Regions from separate parts of the Mus musculus genome. Here all the other regions are linked to region 3. The links are chromatin loops, found by intact Hi-C in ENCODE. Cell type or tissue: left cerebral cortex. All regions are shown on one strand.

The links. Peaks named below come from ENCODE experiments on the same cell type or tissue, not always from the same donor. Only the 100,000 strongest peaks of a DNase experiment are listed, where the experiment ranks them.
Region 1: a loop joins it to region 3, with 2.8 times the contacts of the local background. A loop is called at or near these places in 15 of 42 quality-filtered maps.
Region 2: a loop joins it to region 3, with 4 times the contacts of the local background. A loop is called at or near these places in 7 of 42 quality-filtered maps.

Annotation. Positions count from the first base shown.
Region 1 is chr7:44,393,840-44,401,839 of GRCm38, reverse strand. Syt3 (synaptotagmin III) reads right to left here. Exons shown (of 11, transcript NM_001114116.1): 7 at 6,310-6,430; 8 at 6,030-6,201; 9 at 5,805-5,937; 10 at 2,687-2,754; 11 at 1,810-2,304. The coding sequence ends at 2,689. Among named protein-coding and RNA genes, the nearest start is that of Syt3, 14 kb to the right of the region's middle. In left cerebral cortex, a CTCF peak has its summit at 3,086 (motif pointing left); a DNase peak (open chromatin) is centred at 3,073.
Region 2 is chr7:44,359,195-44,367,194 of GRCm38, reverse strand. It overlaps 1700008O03Rik (RIKEN cDNA 1700008O03 gene), which reads left to right. Exons shown (of 6, transcript NM_027049.1): 3 at 4,180-4,252; 4 at 4,423-4,543; 5 at 6,012-6,145; 6 at 6,814-7,152. The coding sequence ends at 7,009. It also overlaps a transcript of Shank1 not described here. Among named protein-coding and RNA genes, the nearest start is that of Gm39001, 11 kb to the left of the region's middle. In left cerebral cortex, CTCF peaks have their summits at 3,890 (motif pointing left), 5,943 and 6,916; DNase peaks (open chromatin) are centred at 6,053, 6,168, 6,717, 7,000 and 1 more place; H3K4me3 peaks cover 1,550 bases; H3K27ac peaks cover 1,985 bases.
Region 3 is chr7:44,480,548-44,488,547 of GRCm38, reverse strand. 5430431A17Rik (RIKEN cDNA 5430431A17 gene) reads right to left here and starts at 4,031. Exons shown (of 2, transcript NR_131001.1): 1 at 3,561-4,031; 2 at 3,135-3,458. In left cerebral cortex, a CTCF peak has its summit at 3,238 (motif pointing right); DNase peaks (open chromatin) are centred at 1,354 and 3,251; H3K27ac peaks cover 2,613 bases.

The DNA of each region.
Region 1 (8,000 bases), 87 kb after region 3:
CAGCTCGCACAGCCCTGAGTTCAGTCTCCAACTGCAGAAGTACAACATAGCAAAGTTCTAGATGACTAGGTGAGCAAAAGTTGTATGTTTGCAGATGAGGGAATACTTGCTCATCTTCAGAAAGAAGCTGGCCCAAGTATGATAGCTCATGGCTCTGATCTTAGTTAACACTTGGGATGTTGAGGCAGGAGAATTGCCATGAGTTCAAAGTCAGCCTGGGAGAGAAAGGAGGGGAAAAGGAGGAGAGGAGAGGAAGGGGAGGGGAGGGGAAGGGAAAGGAAGAGAGAAGAGGGGAAGGGGAAGAGAGGAGAGTTGGGGATCTCTGAATAAGAGTATCTTGGTTTTAGACTGGTCCTCACATCCAATAGCAGATGTTCTTGTAACAGACAAGCAGAGACGCTGGGGTAGAGCTCAACAGGAGGACTTGCCCAGCATGTAATAAGCCCTGGGTTCCATTCCAACTTCTCAAAAACCAGGGATGGTGGTGCACACTTGCCACCCCAGCATTTAGAAGGTGGAAGCTAGAGGATTCGGAATTCAAGGTCATTCTCAGCTACCTGATGTGTTCAAGCCAGCCTGAGCCACATGAAATGCTGTCTCAAACAAAACGAACTGAGCTGGGAGACAAGGGGCAGTCCTATGAGGAACCAACTAGACTGGAGTGGTGTATGTTAGCTATGCAAGGCCAGGCTTGCCCACCTCGATCAGTTGCCAAGGGACGAGCACGGATTGGATTCTCTCCAACTGTCACCGAATACATCTTGACTTCTGACTTCAGATCCTGAAAGATAATTGCCTGTGTGCTCAGTCCTATCCATCAAACCAAAAGAGTAGCAGCTTTGTGGGTTTCTATTTTGCACAGTAGAAGACTTTGGGGAAATGCTATCTATGAGGAGCTGTGAATGTGTTCTGAGGAGCCAGTAGTGGTGAGATGTGTCAGACATCTGGAGGCCCACCCCTCCCCTCTGCTGTGCACTTCTCAAAGGACCATCCATCGAAGGCCCCTGTGTTCCTGACTAAAGCATTATAAATTTGAGATGCATTTGCCATAGGGAGAAAAGGGAGATCGAGGTCCCCCAGAGTGTCTGAACCAATGGTGAGGGGAGATGAGGAGGGTCCTATAGCACGCTTATCAGACTTGTCAAGTGATTGACAAGGTGGCCATCCAATGCTGAAGCAGAATCCATCAAGTAGGAGGGAACCTGAGGAGGCATGGGCTCACTTCATTCTCTCAGAAACTGTCTTCTCTCAGGTCAGTTTTAGCAGGTCCTGGGTGACTTCCGCTAACGTCCTCTCCCATGCTCCCTTCTCCTCATTCTTCCCCCTTCTTATGCCTCCTTGCTGCTGAAAAACCCCTCATGGAGGAGAACCCAAATTACAAGAGGTCACTTTCCCAGAATGCTTTGCAACCCGGAGTTAAGTTCAGCTAGGTTTGGGCAGTTGCAGAAGTTGTGAAATTCTTAAGGACAAGATAGTTGCATAAGGGAGGCCTCTGTCTGAGATAACTGCTTGGATGTCATTGCATAAGAACATGCCACCTGGACCTGGGGTAGACAGCCTATACTCTGGAGAGGAAGGCCAAGCCAGCCTCCAAGCTGCCCATCACCTAGGATGGTCTGTCTCTGGAAGGATTTTTAGAAGCACACGAGAAATTTCTGTCACTTCATCTAATTTCAGTTGGAAATCCTGTTGTGGTTTCCATCCGTAATTATCATTTAGAGGCTAAGGCTTGGAGAAATCACTTAGTGGCCTAGTCACACACACTCTCAGGATCCAGCACACCTCCTGGCCCCAGGGAGACAGGTGGGATGAGACTCACAGAGTGTGTTTATTTCTGGTGATGATAGCAGCGGCAGAGGGGGGATTGGCCAGACGCAGATGGAGGGACAGAAGGGGTGGACACTGGAGGGTGTGTCTGTTCAGGGGACATCAAGGATTGGTCTGTCGACATTCACAGTGAGGACACAGGCCAGAACAGCAAGACTTGGACAACAGCAAAGAGACAGACAGATAGACAGACAGAGGGCTGGGGGCAGGGGTCCCCAGACATGCATGGCCCCTTGCCTCTAGGGGGAACTCTGGGGATAAGAAGAGAGACAATGGAGGCCGAGGACCTCCCACCCTGAAACAGGGAGCTGGGCCTGCTGCCTCCTAGCCTCACACCTCCAGGAGAAGGAGGGGTAGGTCCAGGCAGCCCCGCACCAGCCGCTCGGACATTATGGCTTCGAGGAGATGAGTTCACAGTCCGGGCAGGAAGGGATGGGTCCTGAGGGTGCCTGGTCCAACCCCAGGCCTTGACCAGACCTAAAAATTGAAGAGGAGAGACCTGAGAGGGTAGGATGCAACCATGTGCTGTATCAGCACCATGGAGGGAGCCTAACACTTCTCCCTCAGGCACAATCCCCTCCCTCAGACTCAGCTCCCCTCCCTCGGGCCCAGCCCTCCTCCCTCAGGCCTAGCTTCCCTCCCTCAGGCCTAGCTTCCCTCCCTCAGGCCTAGCGTCCCTCCCTCGGGCCTAGCCCCCCTCCCTCAGGCCTAGCTTCCCTCCCTCGGGCCTAGCCCCCCTCCCTCAGGCCTAGCTTCCCTCCCTCAGGCCCAGCCCCCATCCCTCAGATCCAGGGGTCCAGGCCCAGTGGTCCTCCTCCAGTCAGAGCTCAGAGGTGTACCTGCCTCCTCTGTGTCTTACCCTCACTCTGAATTCTCTTTCTCTGACAATCCTTTGCCACCCTTTGTGAAGCTGCTCAGAGTCTTCTCCTGGAATTGGGGGTGAAAGAGAACAACCTCCTTACCCAGCAGGATTCGTCTGTCCCACTCTGTAAGCTGTCTTAGTTCCCAGGGGGGGGTTGGGAAATGGCATCACCATCCATTCTACCAGTGGGAAAACTGAGGCCTGAAAGATAACAATCTAAAAACTCAAGGAAGACAGGGTCATGGAAAGGGGCCATAAGGCAGGTCCGGGCCTCAGGAGGTACTGGGGAGCCACAGAGGGCTGGGCTGTCTAGGTAGAGGTTGTCAGGCTGTCAGGCTGTGGCCACACTCAGCACCTTGGGCTGAAACCCCGCCCTCCAGCGAAGGTCTCCATCCTGCAGTGTCACCTAGTGGTGGCAGTGTGGCTCACTGGAAGTTTACAGAGAAGTAGAGTGTGTGAGGTCATTGCAACAGTGAATGCCCAGGAAGACACAGCTTCTGTCCTCACAGAAGGAAGGGTTCCATCTTTCAGGATCTCAGCTCTGAGCTCTGGGTCTGGCTGTTCAGCCTGGTGGATGTGTGTGTGTGGCGGGGGTGGTGAGGGAGGGGGGTTGGGGGGGTGGATGTGTGTGTGTGGCGGGGGTGGTTGGGGGGTGGATGTGTGTGTGTGGCAGGGGTGGGGGGGTTGGGGGGGTGGATGTGTGTGTGTGGCGGGGGTGGTTGGGGGGGTGGATGTGTGTGTGTGGCAGGGGGTAGGGGGGTTGGGGGGTGGATGTGTGTGTGTGGGGGGGGTGGTGGTGGGGTTGGGGGTGTGTGTGTGTGTGTGTGGCGGAGGGTGGTGGTGGGGTGGGGGGGTGGATGTGTGTGTGGCGGGGGTGGTGGTGGTGGGGTGGTGGAGGATACAAGTCTCAACAGAGAGAAGAATTGATTTGGGGTTAGCCTAAGCCTCAGGGTTTAGGGTTAGGCTCAGACTCAGGGTTAGGGTTAGCCTCAGACTCAAACCAAGATTTAGGTTTAGCCTCAGAGTCAGACTCAGACTTGGATAAAAGGTTAGCCTCAGACTTAGACTCACTCATTCCATAGCCCAGTCTGACTTGGAACTCACTCTGTAGTTCAGGCTGACTTAAAATTCAAGGGGGACTCCCTGTCTCGACCTCCCAAGAGGTCTTAAAGGTGTGAGACAGGCACTGGGTTTATGCACTGTTCAAGGGTAAATTTTCCTTAGAAGATCAAAGTGATAGAAAACTACCAAGAAACAAAAATTAAGCTACTGAAATCTACATTATTCTAAACAGAACTTACAGTAATTTGACTTTTCTTGGCTTCAATGGAAGCAAAGTTGTCAATATTTTCCAAGTGGATGTCTTTGCAGAGAAAATGGCCACCTTTGACAGTGGACCCAAAAGTGTGTATGTGTGTGTGTGTGTGTGTATACGTGTACATGGTGTATACACATGTATCTTGTGTGTGGTGTATACATGTGTGTACTGTATGTGTGGTGTGTACATGTGTGTGCTGTATGTGTGGTGTGTACATGTGTGTGCTGTATTGTGGTGTGTACATGTGTGTGCTGTATATGTGTGTACTGTATGTGTGGTGTGTACATGTGTGTGCTGTATGTGTAGTGTGTACATGTGTGTACTGTATGTGTGGTGTGTAGGTGCCCACATCTATGTGCATGCATGCCTATGCACATACGGAGGCCAGAGCAGGATGTGGGTCCTCTATTGCTGCTCTCTCACCTATTGCCTTGAGACAGGGTCTCTCCCTGAACCAGAACCTCACCACTGGAGCCCCAGGACTTGGCGGTCCCTTCCCCTCAACACTGTGGTTACAGGCAGGGCAGCCATAGGGCCCGGGGATGCAGGCTCAGGACCCCCTGCGTGCATGGCAAAGGCTCTTACTCACTGCATGTCTCCCCAGTCCCACTTTGTGTTTTGAGACCAAGTCTATCACTAGAATCTGGGGCTCATCAATTAGCCTATGCTGGCTGGCCCGTGAATCCCAGGGTTTCTTCTATCTCTGCCTCCTCCCCGCTGGGTTTTTAGGGAGTGACTCCAGACCTGACTTTTGCCTTCATTCTAGGAATTTAAGCACCATGGTCCTCACACTTGCACAGCAAGTACTGACTAAGCCATCTCTCCAGCCCCAAGAGGCTATTTTAAACAGCTCTCGCAAGGCTGAGAAGTGGTTGCACAGCTTCTAAATAAAAAAATGGCCACTGGGTGGGTCTGGAGAGGTTAATAAAAGGTTAAGAGCACTGGCTGCTCTTCCAGAGAACCTAGGTTCTGCTTCCAGCACCCACATGGTAGCTCACATCCATCTGTAAGTCTGAGTCCAGGGGATCTGGCACCCTGTTGTTCTGGCTTCTGCAGGCACTGCACGCAAATAGTTTGCAGACACACAGCAAGCAAAACACTCATACACATAAATTACACTCTTTCTAAAAGTGACCACAGCTGCCCAGTCTCCCCAGCCTGGGTCCCCTTCTTACCTTGCCCCCCTGAACCTCCTTCTAAGCCTCTCCCCAATGCCCTCTCTTCCAGAATGCTCTCCCAGGGCCTGTACAGAGGCCTTCTACCTCAAAAGACTCAGACCACAGCCCCTAGGCAAGAAACCAGCACGCAGTGGTCTTTGCAATGGACACTACCCTGTGACATTTTGTTACATTGTCTTTTGAATGTGTGACTGTTGTGAGTGTTGTGGTGCACATGACAAGCAAGCGCTCTGTTGCTGGGCTATGCCCTCCTGCCTGATATTTTTCTTACTCATTCAAAAAAAAAAAAAATCATTCTCGGCTTTCCACCACCATCTAACTAATATTCACACCTTGCTCTGAGGGAGAGGGGAAAACGGCTTATCACCCAGTTTCTTCCTATATTTTGTGTTTAGCATCAGTGGGAAAGAGTAGCAGCTGGCCACTGCGGAACATTCAACAAACTGAATCCTCACAGTGGCCCTCCCCATGGCTGCTAGTCACAGGATGAAGAACCGAGAAAGGAAAACAGGAGACAGGAAGAGTGACTCTCTCCTAGCTCACAGCAGTCAGACACAGGCAGCTCGGGTCCTCACCAGACTCCCGGTGCCCATGCGTGGTAGAGGTGGCCTCCACTCACCTCCACTAGCTGGTGCCAGTGTTCCACAGGCTTGCGCGGGTTAGCCAGCATCTCTGCCCAGTGTTCTCTGCCGTGTGGGTCGGCAGCCTCTGGACCCACGCGGCACACCCCGATCACTTCATTGTGGCCGATGCTGGAGATTGAGAAAGAGATTACTGGAAAGGTCAGGGGAGGCAGCCAGCCACCTCCAACCGCGCCTCGTCCCGCCTCATGGGTGCCTCTCACCAGTCATAGTCTACCACTGCGATGCTGAGACCCACGTTCTCCACGCTCTCGGGAGCCACGTCGAACACCAGGGCCTCGTTGTACGTGGGGTTCAGTGTGTTCTTCTTAATGGAGGTCTTCCGTTTCTTCAGACGCCGCCCCTCGCTGATCAGAGAGGCCTTCACATAGGGGTCTGTACAGAGAAGCCAGGGGACTGAGCAGAGGCCTTGTCCCTCAGGCTCGGGGGTCCAGGCCTCAGCCCTCCTCTCTCAGACCCTAACCTTCTTCAACCCAGACACACCTGAGAAACCAGTGAGGTCCATTGCTTTGAGGTTAGAGGCTTTGATGATGGTCACGGTGAGGCGCCCAGCCGTGGGGAGGTAGCAGAGAGAGAAGTTGAGCTCTCCGAGATCTGCCTTTTCCTGCAATGGGAACAGAGGGCAGCCTGACCGCCTTTCCCTGCGGCTCTCTCCATTCCGCCGACCCTTTGCACCACTGCTAGGTTCCCATGTCCTCAACAGTCTGACTCTTCGCCAAGGCCCCATAGCTTCCCTGCCACAGATGTCCACCATCAAAGCCTGTTTTGTTCTGTAGAGAAGATGGCGGGGCCCAGAGACCAGGGAAAGGGAGAGAGAGAATTGGCAAGAGAGAGACGGTGGACAGAGGCAGAGAGAGGGACAGAAACCCAGAGAAATAGGCAGAGAGGGGGATGGGGGACAGACAGGTAGAGTGGGGCGCTGACCTGGTGGGCAGGAGAGACAAAGGCCAAAAGAGAGAAGTTGTCAGAGACTGAGGTAGGGACCTATCGAGAAGGGGGAGCAATCATGCTCTGCCTAAGTCATCAGAGTGCAGGGGGCCCAGAGTTAGGGGAACACTCGGGGCTTAAGGGCATGGATGGCTTTGAAGGCTCAGGGATGAAGCCAGGCTTGGGGGGGGGGGGGATGTCATGAGCAGAGAGAACAGCCCGGGCAAAGGCTTTGACAGCAGTGGGCTGTGAGCAGGGCCTAGATTAGTATGTGTCAGAGGCTGGAGGCCCTGGGGCATGGGCCCCACCAGACTCTGGCCACTGCTTCATTCCAGTGTCCAGGAAGAAACAGTCTGCCTCCCTGGAAACTTCATCCTGCTCTTCGTGTGTCTCCTGTGCTCTCCAGCAATCTTCCCGTGCCAGAAGGCTCTGCGTGTGGCTCAGTCTGTCTCTTCTCTATGGCCTCCAGCCACTCACCCTGTCCCCTCTGACTGCGTGTCTGCTCATACCTTGGCACTTGCTTCTCTAGGCCTCTCTGTCTCTTCTCCCTTTCTCTCATGGTTTCTGCTTCCCCACTCTGGTGGGGGAAGGAATGGATGAGAGCGTGAGTGAAGACCTCAGGTAAGAAAGAGGGTTGGGCAGAAGGAGAGGGGGCGGAGACAGAGCAAGGCCCTTGAGTGGGCACCTCAGGCGGCAGCAGTGTGAATGTGAGTTCCTAGGTCCCGAAGTCTGAGGGACAAGCAAGCTGACCAGGAAGAGCTCCTATGGAAGACCTAAAGGCACCTGCATCACCCCATCCCTGACACACGAGAAGACTGAAGCTCAGAACTGCCCTCTCCTGGCTCCCCCAAACTGGTAGGGATCACAGATAGGAACTGGGTTGGGTACGAGGACCAAAGCGCACTGGGAACACAGGGGAATGAGAGGCCTCATGCCAGGAGCCATAAAATCAGAGAGTCAAGGGTATGGGCTTTGACCTGATGCTATGAGAACCCAGTATATCAGATGTCTGGAGATCCAGGTGGTAGGATCCCTAAGGAACCCCAAGAAGACAGAAGGAAAGGATACAAAAGGGTTTGAAGGGAGGGATTTGAAGAATTAAGACCTTCAGAGAGGACCTGGTGATGTGGAAGTCTGGAAACGAACAAGGGGCTGTAGGGAGTGAAAGTTATGGCAGGGGGAGGGGAGAAGGAGTTGGCTAGTGACACCTGGGCCAGGGAGAAAAAGTCACAGTGATGTAGTGTGAA
Region 2 (8,000 bases), 120 kb after region 3:
GTTCAAAATCCCAGGTCTATGACATCAGGGAAGTGAAGGTGTCTGGAACCAGAAGCAGCTGGTCATATCACATGGGCTGGCAAGAGCAGAGAGCAGGGAATCCACCCATGAATGCATGCTGCTGCTCTGCATGCTGTCTCCTCCCTTGTTCATACAGTCTAGATCCCGTGTGCAGGGAATGGTGCTGCCCACAGTGGGTGTGAGTCCCACTTCAGTTAGCATAACCAATTCTCACAGACACACCCACAGAACAACCTGATCTGGACAGTTCCTGGCTGAAACTTTCTTCCAAGGTGATTCTATATTGTGTCAAGTCCACAATTAAAACCAATTGTCACACAATTGCAAGCACACCACTGACTGAGCTACCTCTTTAGCCCCATTCAAATTGCTGGGACTTTTTAAGGACACATATATATCCACCAGGCTACGGTGACAGCTGACAAAATTCATGAATCTTCCAGGAGTTTCTCTTGTGTAGTATTTATTTAGATTCTTATGTCTAAATCTGGACATAAATCCCTGACTTACATCCCAATCTATTTGCTTGTTTTTATTAATTTATTTATTATTTTTATTTTTTGGTTTGTTTTAATTTCCAGTTGGTTTGACAGAGTTTGGTGTCAAGCAGCTCACACAATCACACAATGGATGCAACGCATGTTCCTTGGGATGTTTCCAGGTAACACTCATCCTGGACCAGCTCTGCACTTGGCACTCTGCTGGATTCTAGGGCAAGAATATTGAGGCTTTGACTGGAAAGGTGGCTCAGTGCTCGCAGCTCACAATTGCAGAGGACCCAAGCTCAGTTTTCATCACCCATGCAGAGTGGCTCCCTACCACCTGCAACTCTAGCTCCAGCAGATCTGACTCCCACTTCTAGCCTCCATACGTTTGTCAGTCACGTGCACACACAAAATTAAAAATAAAATACATTTAAAATGACAACACTGATGGCAAAAGCACGCTGCAGCACACCTACCATCCTTGCACTCAGGAGGTTGAGGTAGGAGGATCGCCATGAGTTCAAGGCCAGCCTGGGCTGTAGATTGCGACCCTGCCTCAAAACATGATTAAAAGGGTAGATGGCTCAGTCAGCAAAGCGCTTGCTATGCATGCATAAGGGCCCACGTTCAACCCCCAAGAACCCACGTTAAACAAAAGGAAATGGGCAGGAGAGGTGGCTCGGCAGCTCTTGCAGAGCTTTCTAGTGCCCACACCAGGCAGCTAGCAACCATTCTGGAAGATCTGATGCCCTCTTCTGACCTCTGCAGGCATTCACATGTGTGTGGGCTGCACACACTCAGACACAATTAGAATTAAAAGCAAATCTTTCAACAACAAAGCAGATGTGGTGGTGCACAGCTGTAATCCTGCCACTGCACAGGCTGAGGCAGGTAGATCCCTGGGGCTCACTGAACAGTGGCAAGTCTAGTGGTTGACTGTGTCTCAAAACACAAAGTGAGCAGTGCCTTAGGAACAACACCTGAGACTGGCCTCTGACTTCCATGTACATGTGCACACAAACACAGACGTGTGCACATGCATAGAGCGGTACCTTCTTGGAGTCTCAGTGGTATGATGATGACACGGAGGCTTTTATATAGTCTAAAGCTTAGACCTCTAGCTAGGGCCTCTAGCTCTGTGCCTCTCTGCTCCACTGCCATCTATATTGTTTCCCTGGGTCCATTCTCTGAATCTTCGGGGTCCCATTCCACCCTCCACTTCCTGCCCAGCTACTGGCCTTAAGCTCTTTATTACAACAAATCAGTACAATTCTAGATTGCCTTTAGGCAGGTGAGGGCTGTCTGACCTCGACCTTCACAGTATTTACAAAAATTAACAAATAAAAATACAGAGGTATACCTTCCTACAATGTGAAGAAAAGGTAACCCCAACACCCACATTATACACACAGACACGCACACACTCACAACAGTTGAGCAAATGGCCCTCATGCTGCTTAGAAATGTGGTGACAACCAGTGACAAAGTATTGTGGAATTAGGGTAGCTAATTAATTGATTAAGGTAAATGTACCTGTATGGTATACTTGAGCAAAGCACAGGGTGTGTGTGTGTGTGTGTGTGTGTGTGTGTGTGTGTGTGTGTGTGTGTGTGAGAGAGAGAGAGAGAGAGAGAGAGAGATTCTGCAGTATTCTCGGGGAGATTGGTCAGCTCAGTGATGTGGAGACAACGTGGTATTGCTTCAAGTGACAAAGTGGCACGCCATGATGAGGCATGTACAGTAACAAGAAAGTGCTGGCCTAGAGTCCCCTGTGAGGGGCTGGAGTCATCTCCGTGGTGGAGCACCTGCCCAGCACTGTGAAAAGACCCAGGTTTGGTCCCTAGCACTGTCACGAAGGGCTTGGCCCGTTGCAGTGACACATTCTGGAAAACATCTGTGTTTGAAGTAGGACAGAAGGGAAGATGAAAAAGAGGCAGTAAGGTATGGATTCTGTTAAAATGCAGATTAAAGCAGTGGTGTACCCCTGCAACCCCAGCAAGAGAGGCAGAGGCAGAGGAGGCAGAGAGGCAGAGGCAGGTGAATCTCTCAGGTCAAGGACAGCCTGGTCCTCAAAGCAAGTTCCAGGACAGCCAGGGCTACAAAGGGCCTTGGGATGTTGCCATCAAACCAGATTCCCACACCACATCTAGAAGAACGCATGCCCACCAAGGAAGTGTGTTACTTCACATGCAAGCTGGAGCATCTGAGGGCTTTCAGCACAGGGTGCTGATGGGAGATCCAGCCCTCAGCTCTGAGCCAGGTAGTGGGGGCTGTTATATAATTCCTGTAGTTGAAGTGTTTAATAGTTATGTGTCTGCTCGTTGCTCAGATGTAACTGCATCATGCTCTCATCTGAGTGTCTTGCTCTAGTGGCTCTGTCTGGAATTGATGTCAGGGATAATCATTAGGCCAGGAGGAACATCTTATAGCCTTGGGCTGTCAGGGGCAACTCTTCTCTCTTCTGCCTTGAAACACTGTAACATAAAGAAGGCAGACATTAATTTGGGTCAAAGAGTGTATTGTGGGCTGCTTGAACTCTATAGGACAACTTGTGGGCCTAAGGTCCAGTGCACTGTTGCTCAGCATATCCAACATGGTTGAAGCTGGGTTACTCCATCCACATTCCAGCCCATCTGAAGGAAGAGCCAAACATCAAACAGCTTCCTTCCTTCCTTCCTTCCTTCCTTCCTTCCTTCCTTCCTTCCTTCCTTCCTTCCTTCCTTCCTTCCTTCTCTCCCTCCTTCTTCCTCCTCTTTTTCCCCCTCCTCCTCTTGCTCCTCCTCCTCCCCGTCCTCCTCTTCCTTCCCCTCTCTCTCTTCCCCACACTTTTCCCGTGAGACACAGGCTGACCCACAGTTCCTGTGTGACTTTGACTGCCTTTGAACTCATGATAACCCCCTTGCCACAGCCTTCCTTGTGCTGTGCTGCCAGGTCTGCACACTACCACAGCCAGTGGACAATCCTCTATGTGGACAACCCTAAAGTTGCAGTGCTCCCTCTCGCTTACACCGTTGGTGAGAACTTGGTTGCCAGGCCACAAAGGAGCTGCTCAGGGAGGCTAGACACCCTTGTGCCTGTACAGCTGAAGAGAAGAGGGAGAGAATAGGTCATGTGTGCCAATGACTAGCCAAGGGAAACGAGAGGCCCATCAGCTAATGGTAAAGTGGGCAAGAAAGGGGTCATATGTGAGGAACTTATCAGTCAAGTTCCAACCAGCAGGCTGGAGTTTGGTATTAACTGTGGTGCAGAGGGCTGGAGAGATGGCTCAGTGGTTAAGAGCACCAACTGCTCTTCCAGAGATCCTGAGTTCAAATCCCAGCAACTACATGGTGGCTCCCAACCATCTATAATGGGGATCTGATGCCCTCTTCTGGTGTGTCTGAAGACAGTGTGTACTCACATACATGAAATAAATAAATCTTAAAAAAAAGTTTCTGGTGCAGAGTGTTATTTTTCTCTTGCATTGCTTCCTTCAGGCTGCACCTAGCCAGGAAACAGTCTCAGCGCCGTAATGGAAGGGTGGATCCTGTAGCTTCCAGATGATATCTCAGAGCCTAGCCCCTGAGATCTAACTTTCCTGAGTGGTATGCACACTGCTGGGTGATTCTCTTCTGGAAAGAGTTATGGCCTCAAAGGGTTCTTGGCAGGTGACACTGGGTTCTTTTGTTACTAGGATCCTTCCTTGTTGACCTCGAGTCTATGGAGGAGTCCATGTCTCGGAGCCTGGGCAAGCCTGCCAAGTCCTCGTGAGTACTCCCTGGTCCCGCGACCTGTGACAGCTCCTGCAGAGGTGACAGCAGCAGCCCCTGACCTGAGAGTCCCTTTCCTTGCCTTGTTCTCCCTTCCTCCCTTCCTTTGCCCTCTATCCTTCTCCTCCCCTCTCCTCTTTCTTTCCCTCTCCTCCACACACACACAGGAAGCAGTACCTGCGGCAGGTCATCTCGGAATATGAGGCGCTGGATCGGGAGCTCCCGTGTATCCGAAAATTCTCAGAACCACCCTCTGCCCAGCCCCTCTGCCTTTGCATGGAGACTTCGGTGAGTGGCCCAGCTCTCTGCACAGTTCAGGTGGTGATGGGATCAGCGGATCAGACCTGAGGTGGCCGGCGGTTTAATTCAGGTTAAGGACTGGGCATGGTAAATCTGTGTTCATTACTGCAGCACTCTAGCAGTTCAAGGTCAGCCTCAGTTACACGGTGAGTTTGAAACTAGCCTGGGCTACCTGAGCTCATGTCTCAAAGAGAACAACAAAAAAACAAAATCACACACACGCACACACACAGAGGAGACCATGATTGCTTGTGTCTGGCGTTAAGAGGCACCTACTGTATACTAGGTGCAAGCTTTAAGGCATCCCTTTAGAAGTCTATGTGACTTTACTCTTTCATGGGGGGCTGTTGTCCCCATTTCATCTCTCCTTTCCTTGGTGTCTTTAAGAAAGGGACCCCAGTGTACTGCCCCAGGTACGAGGCATCTCTTTCCAGCTCAGAAGCTAAAGCAGGCCTGGTTAGCACATGGGTGGGAGGAAGAGGCCTTCCAGACTGTCCTAACAGGTGGAGGCCAGAGGACAACTCATTTCTCTCCTTCCACCTATAGCAGGTTATAGGGATTGAACTCAAGTCATAAGGTTCACACAGTAAGCGTCTTTACCCACTAAACCAGGAAGCCAGCCCATCAACAGTGATTATATATACTTGGACAGCTGTTTTTCGCACTTTTCCACTATGGCACATCTCCTCAAACAACAACTTCTTCTTCTTCTTCTTCTTCTTCTTCTTCTTCTTCTTCTTCTTCTTCTTCTTCTTCTTCTTCTTCCTCTTCCTCTTCCTCTTCTTCCTCCTCCTCTTCCTCCTCCTCTTCCTCCTCCTCTTCCTCCTCCTCTTCTTCCTCTTCTTCCTCTTCTTCTTCCTTATTCCTCTTCTTCTTCCTCCTCCTCCTTCTTCTTCCTCCTCCTCCTTCTTCTTCTTCTTCCTCCTCCTCCTTCTTCCTCCTCCTCCTTCTTCTTCCTCCTCCTCCTCCTCTTCCTCCTCCTCCTTCTTCTTCTTTTGGTTTTTTGAGACAGGGTTTCTCTGTATAGCCCTGGCTGTCCTGGAACTCACTCTGTAGACCAGGCTGGCCTTGAACTCAGAAATCCGCCTGCCTCTGCCTCCCGAGTGCTGGGATTAAAGGCATGCGCCACCACACCCGGCTCAAACAATTTCTTCTGACCCTTCTGATAACTGCAGCCCCTTAACTTTGAAATCACCTGTTCAAATAGAATCCTCCAGAACTGTAAAGCACTGTCCATGGCTGGTCTCTGGGAGAGTTTCCCTGTAGGGCGGTTATTACAATTTAATTAGTCTAGTTTTTCAGAATGATCTCGAGTAGCAGATGCCTTCACACCCGAGAGACACCTGTGGTCACCCCTTTTGACAAGAGTGTCATAACCTAGCGGGTCTGTAGGTGGAGTCTTGGACCAGGCTCCAGCCTAGGAGATAAGGGCTGAAGTTGATGCATGCCCACGCAGGAAGACTTTACGCACGTGGAGGTGCTGCAGGCTTTGGAGGCCGAGCTGCCCGGGGCCATGGAAAGCGGGCGCGTGAACAGCATCCGCTACGAGAATATGAATGTCATCTGCGGTACTGCGGGCCGCAGGGACAGGTGAGACCATGCATGGGAGTGGTCTAGGGTGAGAGGCTGAGGAACGTAATTGGGAGAGATGCAGCCAGGGAGCGTAATGCTCCATAAACTGAGCTGGGAGGCGGAATTAGAGTGAGAGTGGGAGAGGGGCGGAGCCTAGCATCAGTGGGGGACGGAGGGGGGAGGACACAGGGGGGGTGGGGGGACGGACACAGAGGGCGTGGAACCTAGAGGAGGCTGGTGGTTGAAGTCAGAGTGTAGAGGCCAGTGAGGGATGGAGCTAAAAGCAACTGAAAGACTTGGAGCCTAGAGTGAGTTGAGAAGAGGCGAGGTGAGAGGATGAGGTCAAGGTGAAGGGGAACAGTGAGTTTTGAGGCCCAGAACCACTCAGAGGGACGGGTCCTAGGTTGAGCGGCACTTTTGGCAAAATCAGAATGAAGATAGCATTGGAGGGCTGGCCTGGGCTGGGTAGCATTTAGGGAGGAGTCAGAGTCAGGATGACATTGTGGGGGCAGGTCCTATGCTGAAGGGCTTTTCTAGCGGAGTCTGAGGAGACAGTAGCGAGGGCGGGACCTGGCGCATTCCCAGGTGAGGTGAACGATCCAGCTGAGAAGACCGCAGTGACGCCCGCAAGCGAAGGGGGCCAGGGTGAACCCAAAGACGTCTCTGGGCCTTCACTTCGCCCACAGGTGGCTCATCACCGTCACAGACTTCCAGACGCGGTCACGCCTGCTGCGCTCCGGGCTCACCCTCCGTGGAACCGCGTACCCACTGGTGCGCCACGACGATTTACTGCTGGGGGACTACCGTTTGCACCTGCGCCGCTCTCTGGTCCGAAGGCGCATGCTCGAAGCCCTCGGGGCGGAGCCTGCCGACGAAGATTGACGCACAGCGGGGGCGGGTTCCAGCTGCACCCCGCCCCCAGACCCGGCGAAACGAGAAGGCGTGGCCTCCCTAGGAAGGAGGCGGGGCCGGCTCGAGGGGGTGGATACTGTGAGTTTAATTATAAAGAATGACCTGATACAAAAGCCATTTCTCTCGGCAAAGTCGTGTTGGGCGTGGGGGGCGGGGCGAACCTCCACTCTCATCCACTCGGCCAGAAACGCCAACCTGGTCACAACCTATCCCTGCGACCTTGCAGGACGAGCTCAACTCCTTTCAAGTCCCCTCCCGCCCCCTTGGAAGACAGTTCTAGGGCTTTTATTTCAGGTTTTTCCCCCTTTTGGATTTGTGTGTTCTAGGGTTTTTTTTTTTAATTTTTATTTTGCTTTGTATATTTTTCTTTTGCTATTGTTTCTCTTTTTGCTTGGTCTCTCCTCTCCACCCCGCTCCCCCATCCAATCCCTCCCCCTTCCCTCTCCCCGCTCCTTCACCCCCACCCCCACCCCTTACGCCCTCCCCAACCCCGCGGCACCCATCCGGAATTAACAAGCCCTTGATAGACAGGCGCCGCGCAGGCCCCCTGCGGACGGGGGGCATCCGACCAGGGGGAGGGGGCGGGTAGGGGCCCAGCGCCACCACCTCTCCAGCCCTCGCCACCCCTCCCCCTCCCGTGACCCTCCCACAAGGTTCCCTGCATTTCCCTGACGTGGTGAGGGGAGGGGGCTGGCCCTCCCCTCGTGGATGGAGCGCCCCAGGGGCGCCTGGGGACAGCTATAGGGAATGGGGTGGGGGGAAGGAGGGGAGCTCCCTTCTTTGGCAGCTGAACATAGGGGGGAACCTGAGGGCGATGCCTTCTCCCCTTTTATCCACAGCAGGGGAGGGGGCTACCTAGGGGAGGAGAGGTGGCTTTAATTCCCAAGCCCCAGAAGCAGGGAGGGGGAACGTGCGGGGAGGGAGGAGCCATGCTGTAAGGATGGGGGCGTAATCTGGGAGA
Region 3 (8,000 bases):
CTGAGCCCTTGGTCTGATTTTGGGTGCTACTTTCTGGGCTGGGGTGTAGTCTGGTGGTTAGATGCTTGCCCACTATGTGTAAGGAAGGTTCTGAGTTCCATTTCCAGCACTGCCAAACAATCCATAATATATAAAGAACTAAAAAAACTAAATAGACGTTAAAACAGCCTAGTGGGCAAATGTGCTCATGAAATGAATAGGTTGCCCTCAAAGCATGAAAAACAGACAGTAAAGATGAATGTCCATAGGTTTTCGGGGAAGTGAGGCCCGGGGTGTGGCTCAGGCAAAGGAGGCCCTGAGTTCAAACAGCAAAAGCATATACTGAGATTCCGTCCCACCCCAGCCAGCTAAGACAAGTGCTGGTGAGGGTGTGTGTGATGTTGAACACTTACGCACTGCTGGTGGCAATGCAAACTCTCCCAGCCTCTGTGGAAGTCGGTACAGAGGGGTCTCAAGGAATTGGTGATAGGTCTTCCATACCAGCTAGGTTTGACCTGCCTCTGCCACTTATGGGTGTTTCCCTGAAGTCTTGGCAGTCAGATTCCACAGAGGAGCTCCCGCACTGATGACTGCAGAGCATGGAACCACGCTGTGTCCAGTGACAGAGAAGTGGATGGGGCAAACATACATGAGAGTTGTTCTCGGCCATAAAGCCTGAAGCCCTCTTTACGGGAAAATGGATGCAATGAGATATTCCCGTACATGAATTAAGCCTGGCTGAGGTGCGTGTGTAGCCTCTCATTTGGGGTTCCTAGATTTTATAGAGATGATCAGGAGTGGAACTATCCAGAAGGACCAAGACTAACAGGGGGGAAAGGGAGACAGGGTGGGTGGGTATGGGAGATGTGCTCTCAGAGCAAGTGAAGGTGCCACGAAGCCTGATGACCTGAGGTCAAGCCAGATCCGTGTGGTGCAAGTAGTCAGCTGACTTCCACGCAGGTCCTGGCAAGGGTGTGCTTGTGGTAATTGAAAGCTGTGGAATTTTTTGGAAAGTGACAGGCACATCTTGCCTGCAGTCCCCTGCAGAGCCATGTCCACTTTTTAGTGGGTGGAGTTACGGCACCTATACCCGCTGACTTGCCCTCTTCAGGCTGTTTCCAGTCAGTGCTCCTGCGTTCCAGCTGCTGGCTCCATCAGGCCCCCGGCAGCCCTTCCCGGCTGAACTAATTCTTATTGGTACCTGGAGAGTGCCTTGCCTGTCCAGGGTGTCTAGGGATGTGGATGCAGTAGCTGCACACATAGCTTTCCAGTTTCCCTGCTCCCTGCTGCCTCATGGGAGGCAGCTGCCATCTGCACAGACAGCAGCAGCAGTCCCTGCAGGATGGTTGTGTGAAAGCCAGTAGCTTACTTTGTTTGCAGCCAGTCATCGAGGAGTCTCTGGCTTGCTTGGCTGGTGCTGCAGGAGCCCTGTGCACCTGCATTGTTCTCTTACCACATGGGTCTGCAGGCCGCTTGGCCACATGACGTGCTGACTGAGATTTGAGCTTGCGTGTGCACAGGTGCATGCCCACTCGTGCTCTGCCTCGCCCACGCTCCCACCAGTGTCCCCAGCAGCCTTGCTGTCCTGACGGTCCCCAGGTTCTCCAGACTGCAGCCTCATCTGCCACCCAGCTCCCCAGGCAGTGACTTCTGTATTGTTTTAGAAATGCCGTCACTGGTCCAGCCTCTGCACCAGACCCCACCCCACTACTTCTGCCCCTCCAGGCTGCTGTAGAGGTAGCCCTGTGGCAAGACACCCACCTAGAGCTTCATCCGCTTCCTCCTGGACCTCAGTGTGGCTTCTCCCTGGCCTTCCCACCCATGGCTTCTTCACCTACTGTCCATCACATCTTGGGCTGACAATAGCTGAACTCATTGCTGCCCCTCATGGCTTCTAGGACCTACAGAACAAAGTCCCAGCCCGCCTTGTCCTGGCCTGGCATTTGATACCCATAATTAGTGCACCAGGCACCCCCCTCCCCCATCCTTCTGTCACAGCTACTTTGTCTACCTACTTGGTTCCAGCTTAACCCTTGGTCCTCTCCTGGACCCTCCCCAGCTTGTGGCCTTAGGCATAAGATGAAGGTAGATCAGGGGTTGGGCTATCCCTCATTCCTTACCCCATGCATAGATACCCTTCTCTGTTCCCCAGAAAGGGTCCTCTTCCTGGCTTCTAGCCTCAGGCTGGCATTTAGCCTGTCCTTAGCTGCTTTAATATTGTATGGGACTCTGCTGCCCATTGTAGCTCCTGAAATTCTGGAAGCTTCTTACCCTTAGGGGAACATTCTGATGAGAACAGGGGCCATTCTTGGGCTTCTAGCTATCCCCCACTCTTCTGGCTAGTTTTATGTCAGTTTGACACAAGCTAGAGACATCTGAAAGCAGGGAACCTCAACTGAGAAAAGCCAGCAGCATTTTTATTTTCGAGACAGGGTTTCTCTGTATTTCTGGCTGTCCTGGAACTCACTCTATAAACCAGGCTGGCGTCCAATTCAGAAATCCTCCTGCCTCTGCTTCCCAAGTGTGGGGATTAAAGCCTGCATTACCACCTTCAGCTGCATTTTCTTAATTAATGATTGATGTGGGCTAGGCTGGTGGTCCTGGGTTCTGTAAGAGCAGGCTGAGCAAGCCATGGCGAGCACACCAGTCAGCAGGGCCCGCCATGCCCTCTGCATCAGCGCCTGCCTCCAGGTCCCTGCCCTGTTTAGTTCCTGTCCTGACTTCATTCAGTAGTTGACTACAAAGCTGAAGTGTAAGCTGAGTAAACCCTTTCCTCCTCAACTTGCTTTTGGTCATGGGGTTTCATCACGGTGATAGAAACCCTAATTGTGGCATGCACCCACCTTCCGTTTTTTTTTTTTTTTTTTTTTTTTTTTTGCAGAAATTTGCATAATCAAAGACCTGTTTTCCATTCTATCCCCTGGTCCACCTGGGTCCTCTCCCTGGAATGTAGACATTCATTCATTGAGTGACTCAGTGTGAATGAGATGCAGAGGTGTTAGACCATTGTCAGAATCTGATTGAAGCCAGGCCTGATTGCACAGACTTGTAACTCCAGCACTGGGAAGAGGCAGCAGGAGGATCAGGTTCAAGGTCAACCTGGGCGGAATGAGGAGGCCCTGTCTCAGGCACTTGCTGTGAAGGTTACTGTGTTAGGAGTAAACATGTTTATTTCTACAGAATTTTCCATACCCACCCACCACTCCTCCATTCTTTGAACAGTTTGCAGTGCCTAGTATAGCTGGGTTGCAGTTCCACTCCATGCCAGCAGGTGGTGACAGAGTCCCATTAGCTCCTTTCCAAACACACAGATGGCAGATGCTGGGCAGTGTTGGTCCTCCAAGGCAGGTGAGTCCTAAGAAGCCTCTGTCCTAGCAGCTGCAGGTTTTCAGTGTCCTGCAGGTGTACAGATGTTTTCATCTGGAAAACTGAAGTCAGCCGAGGTCTTTCATTGCTGATGCCTGAAGAAGATGGGGCACCTGGCAGGGGACAGAGCAGCCTCATCAGCCTTCATCAATCTCACAAGAGTCCCAGAGCCCATCGCTGGCCAGCCCAGGATTGCACACAGTTCTGGCTCTTACCCGCTGTGTCTGGGGCAGCACTCTTCCTTCTCTCCGAGCTGATCTTTTGCTTCCTGCTTCCAGGCCTCATTCCTCCAGCCAGTGTCCAGGGCAAACAGAAAAAAAAAAAAAAAAAAAAGAGTGTCACAAAGCCTGAGCCACACCTGGACTCAGTCTTAGCCATGCTTCCGGTGATCAACCTACTGCCATGACTTTCTGTGGCTGCTGGTGACCCACCTCCCTCTCAGGGCCTGAGGACCTCACAGCACCAAGGCAGGGGGCTGGGGAGAGCAGGAGAGGAACCCATTTAGAGGCTCTCAGCATTGAGAACTGGGGAGGGAGGGGAGGGAAGGAGGGTGCGGAGGAGAAAGGCAAAGAAGTTGAGAAGAAGAAGGAGAGAGGTCAAAGGCCAGAGGATGGAAGAAAGACAGGAAGAGAAATAAATGGGAGACAGGTTTGTTGATGAAGTATTTGTTATGTAAGCAGCAAGATCCGAGTTTGAGTCCCAGTACCCACACTACAGCCTGCACAGTGGCAGGTGCCTGTACCCACACTACAGCCCACACAGTGACACTGCCTGTACCCACACTACAGCCCTCACAGTGGCAGGTACCTGTACCTACACTACAGCCCACACAGTGACACTGTCTGTACCCACACTACAGCCCTCACAGTGACAGTGCCTCTACCCACACTACAGCTCACACAGTGGCAGGTGCCTGTACCCACATTACAGCCCACACAGTGGCAGGTGCCTGTACCCACACTACAGCCCACACACTGGCAGGTGCCTGTACCCACACTACAGCCCACACAGTGGCAGGTGCCTGTACCCACACTACAGCCCGCACAGTGACAGTGCCTGTACCCACACTACAGCCTGCACAGTGACAGTGCCTGTACCCACACTACAGCCCACACAGTAGCAGGTGCCTGTACCCACACTGCAGCCCACACAGTGACACTGCCTGTACCCACACTACAGCCCACACAGTGGCAGGTGCCTGTACCCACACTACAGCCTGCACAGTGACAGTGCCTGTACCCACACTACAGCCTGCACAGTGACAGTGCCTGTACCCACACTACAGCCTGCACAGTGACAGTGCCTGTACCCACACTACAGCCCACACAGTGGCAGGTGCCTGTACCCACACTACAGCCTGCACAGTGACAGTGCCTGTACCCACACTACAGCCTGCACAGTGGCAGTGCCTGTACCCACACTACAGCCTGCACAGTGGCAGTGCCTGTACCCACACTACAGCCCTCACAGTGACACTGCCTGTACCCACATTACAGCCCCCACAGTGACAGTGCCTGTACCCACACTACAGCCTGCACAGTGACAGTGCCTGTACCCACACTACAGCCTGCACAGTGGCAGTGCCTGTACCCACACTACAGCCTGCACAGTGGCAGTGCCTGTACCCACACTACAGCCCTCACAGTGACACTGCCTGTACCCACATTACAGCCCCCACAGTGACAGTGCCTGTAAGTGATCCTGGTGCTGGGGATTCCCAGGCTTCCTGGCTGGCCAGACTCACCAAATCGGAAGGTGTCAAGTTCAAAAACTAAGGCGCAAAACAATAGAGAGGACACGAGATGTTGATGTCCTACCTTCACACATGTTTTACAGGTGAGCACACCATATGCATACATGAACATACAAAATAAGCATGAGTAACACCTAAGGTTGACCTCTGTCCTATACTGTGTGTGCACATATGCACATACACACACACACACACACCAGGAGAGGATAGGGAGTCAGTGCAAGAAAGAGACAGGAAGACCAGAAGGAGTTCCACAGGAGTGTGAGGGACAGAGAGAGCAGAGTGAGGGACAACCAGAAAGGGAATTAGTCAGAAGTTGGGTGTGTGTGTGTGTGTGTGTGTGTGTGTGTGTGTGTGAGAGAGAGAGAGAGAGAGATCAGCACCTTGGGTCAGAATAGATAAGAGGGGAGGAGAGACTGGATATCGGAGACAAGAAAGGCCTGAATGGTCAAGGGAGATAAACAGCAGAGATGCTAAGGGAGGTGGAGACAGCTTCTAAGTTTCAGTGAGGAAAGGGGAGGAGGTGGTGTTACAGCACTGGTGGGAGAGCCTGGGTTGTAAAGAAAATGGAGGAAGAAAGGGAATAGTGATGGAGAACAGAACAAAAGAAGATTCCAGAAAGAACAGTGAGGCCATGAGGGCAAGCACAGAAAAGAACAGGACAGAGAGCCCAGAAAGGGGGGCTAGGCAGCCTAGGGAGAAGGAGGTGGGGATAGAGAAACGAGCAAGGAGACAGGGCAGGTAGAGGAGGAGACTGGGCAGGTAGAGGAGCAAAGTGGACTGAGCACTCTTGATCACATTCCTTATGTCCCCAGGCTAGGACCCAGAGACAGACAGAGGTCTGGTTGTGGGGAGGGATCCAGGAGGACATCAAGCCCTGGGTATCCTGCCCCATATCCTCTGAGACTAGGACTGGGCTAGCAGGCGAGGGAGAAGAGTCCAGAGAGAGGGGGAAAGACTGAAAATGGGTGAGGAGGAAAGGTAGGGGGCAGGACAGGGCAGATGGGACCAGGAAACAGGAATATCAGTTATGATGGAGAATGAGCAGCATACATGGCATCTGCCTTTAATCCTAGCACTCAGGAGGCAGAGGCAGGCTGGACTCAGTTCCGGACCAACTTCATTTACAGAGTAAGTTTGAGGATAGCCAGGGCTACACAGAGAAGCCCTCTCTTAAAGAATCTGAAGGAAGAGGAGGGAGAGGAGGAGGAGAGATGGAGAAATTAGAGTATATATAAGGTACACAGAAAAGGGAAAGGGATAAAGAAAAGTGTGAAGGTACCATAGAAAATGAGAGGAGAGCTGGGCATGGTGGTGCACACCTTTAATCCCAGCACTTGGGAGGCAGAGGCAGGTGGATTTCTGAGTTCAAGGCCAGCCTGGTCTACAGAGTGATTTCCAGGACAGCCAGGGCTACACAGAGAAACCCTGTCTCGAAAAAAAAAAAAAAAAAAAAAAAAAAAAAAAAAAAAAAAAAAAAAGAAGAAGAAGAAGAAGAAGAAGAAGAAGAAGAAGAAGAAGAAAAGAAAAGAAAATGAGAGAGGAAAGGAGGGACAGGAGGTGAAGGAGAAGAAAGGAGGAAGAGATGGGCAGAGAGGGAAGCAGGGGACTGGGAGGTGATGGTGGAGGAGAAGGTTGTAGAGTAGAATGAGTTGGGAGGAGAAAGGAGGACAAAGGTGGAAGAGGAGAAGATGGTGGGAAGGGAGAAAGATGAAGACGAGAGAGGCACAGGAGGGGACAGGACAGAAGAGTTGTAAACAGAAGCAAGGCAGAAGATGGGGGAGAAAGAGGAGGTAGGAGGGGAGGCAAGAAGAGAAAGAAATAGAGACAATAAGGGGAAAGAAGAAGAGGATACAGGAGGTGAAGGAGGAAGCAGAAGGAATAGAGGAGGAGGAGACAGGAAAAGGATGAAGGGGGAATAGAGGAGGCAGAGGAGATAGGAGGGAAGGAGGAAGGGGGATAGATGAGATTAAGGAGAGGAGGGAAGAGAAGAAGACAAGAAAGGAGAAAATGAGTTGGAGGAGAGGAAGCAGAGGAGGAGATAGAGGAGGAGGAGAGGAAGGTAGTCAGGAAGAGAGAATCAGACAGAAGCAAGAGGGGGATAGTTGAAATAAATGAGAGGAAGAAGAGAAAGGATAAAAAAGATGAAGGAGGGGGAGCAGAAGAGGAGGCAATAGAGGGGCTCAAGGAGAAGAGGGGATTATGAAGGTGATGAAGGTGAAAGCAAAAAGGGAGGAATAGAGGAGACAGAGAAGGAGGGGTGAAAGGGAAGGGAGGGGATAGAGCAGTTAAAGGAGAGGAGGGATAGAGGAGACGGAGTAGAAATAATTAGGAGAAACAGAAGCAGAAACAGTGTAAATGCCAGAGAGAAGGAAGAACAGCAGGAGATATTGGATGAGACACTGTAGAGGAAACCAAAGGACAAGGAAAGACAGAGGAGGAGGTAGAGGGTGAAGGGGAAAGAGAGGAGAGAGAATGTGTGGAAAACCACAGGGATGCATGTGGAGGAACAGAAGGAAAAGAAAGGGTAGAAGAGAGGAATGAAGAGAAAGAGGGATGAAGATGGATAGTATTCAAAGAAATGAAGAAGCAGGGAGGAGGAGAATTGAGGAACAGAAGGGAAAGAAGAGTTGAATTAACGATGGAGAAGAAGAGAAAAAGGAAGAATAAAAGATGGGTAGGAGTGAAGGAGAGATCTGGTGGAAGAAGAAAAGGGGGAGGAAAATACTAAAAAGATGATACTGGGGGGTTGTCCAGGAGTAAAGAAGATAAAGGAGAAACTTGAAAGAAGGTGAGTGGGCAAGGGAGTGAGCACAGGAAAAGACAGTGGGAGAGGAGGAGGAAGAGGTAGTGGTAGACAGGACTAAGGAAAAGGAGGAAGGAAATGAGAATTGGAAGGAAG